2 separate regions of the Mus musculus genome follow, and region 1 is linked to region 2. A link is a loop called in an ENCODE intact Hi-C map of the cell type or tissue named here. Cell type or tissue: left cerebral cortex. All regions are shown on one strand. Each heading gives the region's core, and the rest is flanking DNA. Links, peaks and the distances in the headings are about the cores only. Region 1 has its middle 27 kb from the start of Gm46502. Region 2 has its middle 53 kb from the start of Oxr1.

The links. A loop is a pair of places that touch in the nucleus more often than their neighbours do. Peaks named below come from ENCODE experiments on the same cell type or tissue, not always from the same donor. Only the 100,000 strongest peaks of a DNase experiment are listed, where the experiment ranks them.
Region 1: it touches region 2 in a loop (2.5-fold over the local background); 2 of 42 quality-filtered maps call a loop at or near these places.

The regions. Positions count from the first base shown.
Region 1 is chr15:41,198,716-41,204,108 of GRCm38, reverse strand. No RefSeq gene overlaps it. Among named protein-coding and RNA genes, the nearest start is that of Gm46502, 27 kb to the right of the region's middle. In left cerebral cortex, for the core only: no CTCF peak of the experiment used is centred there; a DNase peak (open chromatin) is centred at 3,041.
Region 2 is chr15:41,391,505-41,396,897 of GRCm38, reverse strand. No RefSeq gene overlaps it. Among named protein-coding and RNA genes, the nearest start is that of Oxr1, 53 kb to the left of the region's middle. In left cerebral cortex, for the core only: a CTCF peak has its summit at 2,794 (motif pointing right); a DNase peak (open chromatin) is centred at 2,770.

The DNA.
Region 1 (5,393 bases), core at 211-5,210, 190 kb after region 2:
AGCACATTATGTTTTAGTATCATATTAGCAATCAGTTTTTTCTGTTAGCCTTTTAATGACCCTAAATCAGAGTAGATTCATTTGAATTTCCAGGTCTCTCCTTCATATTCTGGCTTGTTTCTGAGCACTTTTCTATCACTATAAAAACTATATTGGTAGGTACCTTTATAAAAATCTGTTCTTCTTAGGTTTTCCTATCTAAATTCCTAATAATGCTTGCATGCTTGATTGCTTTTAGTAGAGTTCCTTGCACATAACAGAAGCTCCATGAATATGTGTTGTTGGTAAAAATTGGAGATACCCCGATAATTGAAAAGAAGTACAAAACTGTTTTGTTTACTCATCTGTTGTTACCCTGGAAACATCCATAGACATTCTATTTAATGAATTATGCAAGTATGTGTGCATGTTCATGTGTGTTCAAGTGCACGTGTGTGTGTAGCTGCACATGTGCATGTATTCATGCATGTGCAGACCAGAGGTCAACCTTAGGTGCTGTTCCTCAGAGGCTATCTACTTTTTTTCCTTACTTTTTTTTGGAAAAGGGGTCTGTCATTTTTCTGGAACTCACTTAGATGCCCGGTTAGCTGGTCAGTGAATCCCAGTGTCTTAGTCAGGGTCCTACTGCTGTGACCAGACTCCGTGACTAAGGCAACTCTTATAAGGACAACATTTAATTGGGGCTGGCTTACAGGATCAGAGGTTCAGTCCATTATCATTAAGGCGGGAACATGGCAGCAACCAGGCAGGCATAGTGCAGGAGGAACTGAGAATTCTACATCTTTATCTGAAGGCTGCTAGGAAAATACTGGCTTCCAGGCAGCTAGGACAAAGCCTATGCCTACAGTGACACCCCTACTCTAACAAGGACACACTTACTCCAACAGGGCCATACCCTCTAATAATGCCACTCCCTGGGCCGAGCATATTAAACCATCACACCCAGAGATGTGTGTGTGTCCACCTACACAGTGCTCAGATTATAAGCTTATGCTATGAATTCAGCATTTTTACCATGAGTTGTCAGTGTTGAACTTAGTATCTCGTATTTGTGAGACAAACACTTTAATAGCTGAGCTATCTCCCTAGCTCTAGAGATTTTACTTTTTATGTCATTTAGTCACCATACCTAATAATATAATATATACTATATAACATGATAGTTTGTGCATAACTATTTATTACCTTATGTGTTATCAGCATGAATGCCAAGAACAAAGCACAAAGCCAAATGAGGTTGTTTCTCACAGAGGAATAGCATATGATCAATGTATACCGAGAACCACAGTGAGCCAACTTAACAAGATGCTGACGCTCTGACTGATTGTACTTGGGTAATTCACAAGTACGTCAGACATGCCCTGGATTACAATATCATCTGGCTAGAATAAGATGCTGATGTGCTTGCTGATTGTACTTGGATAATTCACATCAGACATGCCCTGGATTACAATATCATCTGGCTAGAATAAGATACTGATGTGCTTGCTGATTGTACTTGGTTAATCTGTTCAAATTAACCAAGTACTTTCATTGTAACAGTAATTTCCACTTGCTTTATATGAAAGTGCTTTGAGAAAAGAAACTGAGAATATAAAGTAGCATGGCTGCTGTTTTTTAGAGGGTGATGGATTTCTGCACAGTCCTTTCAAGTTAAAAGGATATGTTTAACTAACAGACACATCAACCACAGTCATTAAAGAGAGACATGTTCTGAACTCATACCCAAGCATTGATCATGGGGAAAACTGTCATGAATAAAGACTAAGTACTAGATCATCTTTGAGAATATACTATGTTCTGGTGTCTAAGATAATCTTGTATAGTACCATGACATATCTAAGATATTACCTATATCTGTATCTCTGGGTTTTAAAATATCAGTTACCTAAGAATTTAACAATTATTAATCTTATTTAGGGATGAAGTGAGTGAGACATAAATATGTTTGCTCTATGCCAGATAACTAATGTCAGTCAGCGAGTATAATTTGTCTGGTATCAAAGCTTAATCATTACCCAGTCTTACAGACCGAGACAACATTTAAGGGCCATACAAATGATGTTTCAGCAACATAAAAGCCCTGCCATTATTACCACACGTACACATCTCTCATATTCAGTCTTTTGTCCCCTTTCTCTGGACTTGGCGGAATGATTCAACCCAGCTTTGCTACATTTGAAACTCCAACCAGATTACCTCATTCTTGCAAACTCTAGTCCACTTTAGTGTTGTCTGCTTCACTACAAACATGCACTCTCTGTCCCTATATACACATCTACTACAACATTCACTGTAAGTCACTACAGCTATATTTTTACATTTTAGTCTCCTTCATTAGAGCATGAGCAATACACTAAACACTGTCGATCAATAATGTACCCTTACTCTTGGCTGAGGTGTATAGCCCACACTTAGTAAGGAGGAATTGAAGTGAAATCCAGCCAGGCAATTAGTCAGATTTCTCTGCACTCCACATTTAAGGTAGATTACATTAAGTAATTAAAAAGATGAATAGAAATCAAGACTAAAAATTTGACCAACCAATATGAACTTTAGGAGGGTATAATAACAATAACACTGCGACTTCATTTTAATCAAGAGAGGTTCCAAGAATAAATTTGTAGAATTTGACTGATGAATTAACTGCATACTATTGCACTATAATAATTCTGTGTGTGTGTGTGTGTGTGTGTGTGTGTGTAACTATTATAATGTAGTCAAGATCCAGGAGAACAGAAAAACTATTTTTGTATGATTACATGAGAAATCTGTTATACTTACCTATTTGAGAATTTCACTTATGAGATTAGGTAATTTTTAATAGCATAGCGTCATAATGGACATATTAAGGTAGCTCAATCTGAATCTTGTTTTTATATAACTAAGGAGCAACATTTTCTGTAACTGAAGCTAGCTGAAATGATTTCTATTTTTAAACTTAATTTACTTGCAGTCAAAGCAATTTAGCTTCATGTACGTAGGACTTACAGCATGCTTACTGGCAGCTCCTTAGAGGAGCTGGATATGCCGGTTAGCTGTTTGTCAACGTGGCACCATCTAGAGTCATCTGATGGCAGAACCTCAACCGAAAAAGTCCTTCCATTATATTGGCCTGGAGACAAGCCTGCAAGACACGGTTGTGGTTAACAACTGATGTGGGACTAGGAAGCCAGGAGAAGCAAGCCAGGAAGCAGTGTTCACTGACAGCCTCTGCTTCAGTTCCTGCCTCGAGTTCCTGCTCTGATTTTTCTTTAAGGACGGGTGGTGATACTGGTGATATGGAAGTGGAAGGAGAAATACATCCTTTACTCTCTAAGTTGCTTTTGGCCATGGTGTTTTACTATGGAAATAGAAATCTAACTAAGCACCAGATAAGATCACTAGCAACATAACCTATATTTCATGTGCTACAATACTAAAATACATCCACATAGACATCTCCAGTCCTTTTACAATATAATTAAAGAAACTAATTTAGAATACAAAAGATAAATATATCTCCTAGTTGAGTTATTAACAGGAAAAATATGAAAACTGTTGGATTTAAATGTCAATGATACTCAAAGGTTTCCTTCTTCTGTTTTGAGATCTGAAATGTAAATTTTGTTTCATAGTGGAATTTTTTTAAAAAATATCCTCTTAACCTTGAATTTATGAAATTAGTTTAAGTTTACAACTGCACTACTACATCCAAAAATTCATAGTGGATAACATCTATGTATTTTTAAATGATAATTGAGAATGTGCTTTTGTTAAATAAAATATTCCCACCTGTTCAACTAGCAGACTATTTTTCATGCACAAGAAGCAGAGTTTGGTTCAAGTAGGAGTGTTAAAATAATGGGCCCTGCTTAACAGGAAATTATGTACTCCTGAAGAGAGCACAGATCGGATCAGAGCCCGTGAGGGCACAAGAGCTAAGATTACAAGTTACATGAGTTGAATTTCTTCACCTAAATATAGCAATCATGAGTCTAAGAGATAAAAAGTCATAGAGTTGAATATTGTACCTTTGTGCAAATATGATGCACAATTAATCATTTTATGTACAATTAATTATTTTATGTATACTAATTGATTTATACAAAGTGTATAACTAGACATCGTCTATTACATCATCTATTAGCACCCCTAGTTCAATATTATTACTCCTCAGGTTATATTTTCTGAGAACTCTAATTGACAGAACATCCTCAGCATCCCTAGAATTTATATAGTTAGGTTCTTTTTATTTAACACCTTCTTCTCTCATGACATTTAATGCGGCTACACATGAGTCTAACACAGTGGCTGTGTCACGCCTGCATTTCTGTTATAAACACTTTATATTACAGATGAGAACTGTTTCATAACGATTTCAGTGAACCAGTAATAATTCCATAGTGCTAGACTTATCCGTTGACAAAAGAGAACTGTGATCGTCTGGATGGAATCTGGGTTCTGGCAGGGGATCTCTTACACCCTCTAGAAAGCACGGCATCTTTGCCCAGCTGGTTCAGACTCAGGTGAGTAATAGACTTCTGAAGGCTCCAATAAGTAAAGCCTTTAAGTATATTTGCAAAGCAAAGATTTAAAACACCCAAATAATATGAAATGTGCAATAAATTGATCCACTTTAGAGGGGGCTCTTCTTCTAGCATGTCACTGTTCCGTGCTGTATAGGTATTTTAAATAGATACTTCAAAACAATGTTTTTATTACGTAAATGTTCGTGTTAACCCAGTGTTTATTTGCTTGTTTTGTTGTTTTTATTTTTAATAAATAATTTTATTGGCTTATCTTCACACAAATATTTAAATTGTCTTCCTTCCCTTCCTCCAGTTCCTTCCAAATTCATTGCTGTGCTCTTAAGAAACAAAACAACAAAGAAGCAAAACCAAAGTACAGAAATCTGAGAGCTATTGATTGAGAGCTACAGAATCTATTGATTCACCACAATTGAAAATCTTTCACATCCTGAATAGGATGTAAAGTCAAGTGGTGTCCTATTTTTGTCCTATATCCAAAACTCTATTTACCATAAGCTGAAATATTTGGCCAAAGCACAGACTTCCTGCAGAATAACATCTCTTAGATACTATTTAAGATGGTAGTAGGTGTGGTCAGGGGACATGTCTAAGGAGATGTCATCTGAACTAAATGTTGAAATATGACAAGGACCCAGGTGTTTGGAGATGTTTTAAAAGATTAACTCAGGGAGTGATAACAGTCATGACTAAGGTCCTGGCAGGGAAGGTGTTAATATGAAGCTGCATGAGGGCATAGAAGCTTACAGTTGAGTAAGCACAATGCCTTAGACTCAAGCTGGGGTCAACCTCCTTAATTCGATGAGTTTAGTCAATGCAAGTCCTTTGGCAAATTCAGGCTCAAAAACAAATATTCTCTTTCCT
Region 2 (5,393 bases), core at 195-5,194:
TGAGGAAGAGTGATGACACACAGCTAGAAAGAAAGAAATGCACTGGCTGGTGTTAAATATCAGGAGTTGGAGTAATATAGGGTAACAACTTACTGTATAATTTCGGCAAAGACCCTGATGGGCCTGACCAAGTAGCTGTAGTACCACTGACATGCACAGAGAGACAAAGAGAACACACATGTCCTGGGCTTGGGAGTGCTTGATCAGGATGGGTAAGATATGGGTTGGAAAGGTATAGCTGTCCGAAGCCACAGAGAACTGGGTTCCTGAAAGGAAAGCTGGGGCTGTATGGGATGGACGGTGAGAGAAGAATGAGACCAAGACAAGTTTCTGATCAAGGTCCAGTGTTTACTTTTGATTCTGAACTTGAAAAGGGCAGGAAACCCATCCCCCACTATGCCAGGATCTCATTGCTTTGTCAGGATCTTGTCTCTTTGTCAGGATCTCATCAGTACAACAAGCTCAGGCTGCTCAGCAGGTAGGAGTTTCTTGCAGGAAGATTCCACCCTAGGTAGGCTAGCCGGCTGTGGCAATAAACAAGGTCTGAATCAGCCCACTCAAAGTTGGGGGGAGGGCACAGAAAGGGAAAATCTATATGTTGGACATCACCCTCTTAAGATTCATGATTTAATATCATTGCTAGAACATGGGAGATGATGTAATGAAACTCGTAGTGATATACTATCAAGTTTGGCAGGTACAGAGGGATGGGTCAGAAAAGGGGCAAGTTTAAAGAGCTGCTGTGCATCCAGAATTAAAAAGAAACATATTTATGAAGTGCAGCCCAATAACAAGACCAGTAACGCCCCTCCTAGGCATAAACGCTAAAGCTTCCACTGTCACTGTCATGGGCAGTGGAAGCTGGCCACCATCGTGTTGGTATGGACAATCTGTCAATATTGTTGACACTACTTTTGGATCATAAATAGTTTTCCAATAACTTATCTTAATTTCATGATTTTTAGACTCAGTTTGACTGCCTGAACTTGAAGCACATGTCTATATATTAGTGGTCCCAGAAAAATCAATCAACTTGGAAGTTTGGCTTTTCAATAGAAAATGGTTTCTGTTTCTTACTCATAATCAGAGTGTCCCGAGCTAGTGTCTCGCCGGCAAGAACACACTCGGACAACCGGATTCTTTTACAACAAAGCTTTACTGCTTCATCAGAAGGAAGACCCCGAACCCGGAAAATGGCGCTGCTTATATACCCCTCTGCACGGCGTGTCAGCACCTGATTTGTTGCTCGCCCATCACCTCATTGCTACGCCCCAGGATGGGCAGTGACTTGGCACGAATTTACTCTTGCACCTACACACATTACTTGTTCACCAGTTAGGCACAGCGGAGGCCAGTGCCATCTTGTAATGGCGATTGCTCACGGCTCTCCACATCAGAGGACTTTAATGGAAAGATAAAGATCCAGATTATTAAATTAGAAAAACTAATGTCCTGTGCATGGATGCCTCTGTGCTCTCAAATTTCTGCTTCAGGGACTGGGAAGATGGTTAAATGCATAAGATACTCATTGGACACACATGAATTGCAAACCAATTGAATCTTTGGAACTTATTGGTCAGTTCACTCACTGAGTCAGTGATCTTCCTGGCTTTCATAGCACTTGAAGGTACACAGAGATATATATACAGTGTATGTGGAAAGGAAAGTGTTGAAACATCTTACCTAGTAATGAAACCTGTGAGGCGCAATCATGTCCTATTTTGTAAGGTATACATATTGATACAATTGTAGTACAAATATTATGAGGTTACCAATCACTTTCTTTGTGGACTTAAGGCCTACTCCATAGGACATATCTCATTCCTATACTCATATACTCAGTACTATAAAGTAGGTCAAGAAAGCTTGGCTGTGGAAGTCATAGGTCCTGACAATTCTTTTGGTAAATGGACACAGTATAAAATTGTCATTTAACTACTTCTTGTTATACTCATGGATTGATAAAGGTTTCAGTCCTCGTCAGAGAAGCTTCTTTTTACAATGAGTAGAGAGTAATACAATGACTTATTTCAGGTCAAATAAGAAGTATAAATAATAAGTAATTATGTAGTGTCTTAGTCAGGGTTTCTATTCCTGCACAAACATCATGACCAAGAAACAAGTTGGGGAGGAAAGGGTTTATTCAGCTTACACTTCCATACTGCTGTTCATCCCCAAGGAAGCCAGGACTGGAACTCAAGCGGGTCAGGAAGCAGGAGCTGATGCAGAGGCCATGGAGGGATGTTCTTTACTGGCTTGCCTCACCTGGCTTGCTCAGCCTGCTCTCTTATAGAACCCAAGACTACCAGCCCAGAGATGGTCCCACCCACAAGGGGCCTTTCCCCCTTGATCACTAATTGAGAAAATGCCTTACAGTTGGATCTCATGGAGGCATTTCCTCAACTGAAGCTCCTTTCTCTATAACTCCAGCTGTGTCAAGTTGACACAAAACTAGCCAGTACATGTAGTGATCAACCTTCAATGGGGCATTGTGTCATATTTCTGCCACACAAGGCTCAAGGAACATGAGAAGACAGAAAGGTATTATGAGATAAAAGTTGAGGAACACTTATGCACTATGTCTTCTGGACATGACACATTCATGGTGTCAGTTAACTCATAGTGGCTCTTTACTTTTACCAGATCAAGTCATTCAAAATTCTAGCTTGAATGGAGAAGGGGCTCATGAATATCTACAACTAGTAGAGGAGCTATTGACAATAGACAGCTGCTGGAGGGAGAACGTTGGTTTTCTTTAGGAAGTAGCTCCTGGTAAGTAGTATATATTCCAGTAGATGGCCCTACATCCATGCACATACGGACAGCATTAACTGCACACAGTGGATTAAAAATAGAGGCATGAACTTAGAGAGACATGACTAAGGGTCTGGAGGAAGTAGTAAGGGATAAATATGATGTAAATACAATGCATAAGTGTATAAAATAATATATGAATAAATTAAAGATATATTTAAAGATAAAATAAGATCCATTGAGAAAGACAGCTGACATTGAGCTTCCACAGATACATAAACATATGAACAAGTAGATATACCATATACATACATATATACATACACACATATATTAAAACAACAACAAAATTTAGAAAAACCAATTAAAACCTTTTATCTAGTTATCTCAGCATATTGTAGCATATGCATATATGTTTAATTCTCCAGGAATACATTTAGAATTTGAGGTCATATACTTGGTATTCTTGAACATGCTCTCCTCCAAACTGAACTTTAAATATTTTCTAAAGAATAAAAAAGCTCAAAACAGCAGGAAATTGCAGACTTTCAGGTAGCAAAATTTATACAAGGTGAACAAACTCTAAGTTAAAGCAAAAATACATTTGTTTTCAGTTTGAGAGCAATTCAAATTTCATTACTGGAATTTAAGAATCAACTCTACTCACTTGGAAATTGGCAATGTACTATATAAATTAAAATAAGCTATGAAAACAATACTTGTATCAGAGCCATGAGAAATGAAGCTTAAAAATTCAAATTAGTAAAACGGAATATTTTGAAGCTATTAGAATCTGAACTTAGGTCTTTCATAAAGCAGTGAGGCATTATATCAGAAATAATTTTAATTTTCTGAGACACCTTCAAATAAGCTCTTAAATATAGTTGCTCCACAGCCTCCTTTTTACACACAAGAGATTTAAATATGAAGACATAAAGATTGGCAGAAAAGACAGGTTTTAAAATTTTTGCACAATGTCCATGGCAGTAATGAAAAAAAAAATTACCCAGTGTGTGTGTATGTGTGTGTGTGTGCGTGTGTGTTGCAATCTTAGTACTCCTTTGTGTTGTAAGTTTGTGTGTCAACAAAGGTTATAGAAACATAAATTTCTCATATGAATGTATGATATGAGAACAGTTGAGTGATAAATCTGAAGATATCCTTGTGTCTGTCAGAGTCTTGCTATACATTATGTGGGAAGACTGAATTGCAGGTTTTGATACCTATAAGGAATTATTACATGAGTAAATCATTGATATCCATGACCTGGGATTATCACTCTAATGTCTAAACAAATGATCTCAATAAATCATTGACCTATGTCTGGTAGTTCACCTGATATCTATAAATCTATTCCTATAGAACATTTCCTCTCTCTCTCTCTCTTTCTCTCTCCCTCTCTCTCTCTCTCTCCTTCTTCTTCTTCTTCTTCTTCTTCTTCTTCTTCTTCTTCTTCTTCTTCTTCTTCTTCTTCTTCTTCTTCTTCTTCTTCTTCTTCCCTTACCTCTTCTGCTCTCCCCACCTCTCCCCTCCCCTTCCCTTTCTTCTCCTTCCCCTTTGCAGGGATCTCTGCAAGAAAGAAATCCAATTCAACATGATGCAGTAGTTGATATCCATTCAAAATTCAAGTTTCTAATACCTGCAAGTTTATTTTAGGCATATTTAAGGACACACACAATTTTGCAAAAAGTTTCCAGGTGAAGATCAATTCAATCCTATGTGTTCAACAAAGCTTAAGGCATAATTATATTGAAACTCTTTAAAGTACATATGACCTCTTCCATAAAGATGGATTCTATTGATTGAGAAACAATTCTCAAGGTAAGGATCTAGAGAGACTAGCTGAGATAAACATGAAAGTCTGAGGAAGTCAGGTGTGACCTGGTCCTATAGATAGCACCAATCACCAGGCTATTGACTACATTTGATCCCAGTCTTCTGGAAAGAAAACAGGTTACACATGGCTTAGTTAGGGTTTTACTTCTGTGAACCAACACATGACCAAGGTAACTCTTATAAGGACAACATTTAATAAGGGCTGGCTTACAGCTTCAGATGTACAGTCCCCGATCATCAAGGTGGGAATACTACAGCATCTAGGCAGACATGGTACAGGAGGGCTGAGAGTTCTACATCTTCTTCTGAAGTCTGCTAGCAGAATACTCACTTCTAGGCAGCTAGGATTATGGTATTAAAGCCCACACCCACAGTGACACACCCACTCCAACAAGGCCACACCTCCTAATAGTGCCACTCACTGGCCCAAGCATATACAAACCATCACACATATCTCTTCTGTTGAAGAAAAAACCCCGAGTATTTAACATTTCTGTTTTCCCTAGTGTTTTTCCCTGTGAGCACAAGAACCTCTTGCCCTCTACACCTTCTCTTCTCTTTTCTTTCCTTTCCTTTCCTCCTGTCCTCTCTTCTGCTCTCCTCTGCTCTCCTCTGCTCTCCTCTGCTCTCCTCTGCTCTCCTCTGCTCTCCTCTGCTCTCCTCTGCTCTCCTCTCCTCTCCTCTCCTCTCCTCTCCTCTCCTCTCCTCTCCTCTCCTCTCCTCTTCTCTTTTCCTAAGAAATTCATCTGAGAATGGGAAAAGAAAATACAATGTTACTTTAAGTCATCATTTCCCAGTTCCAG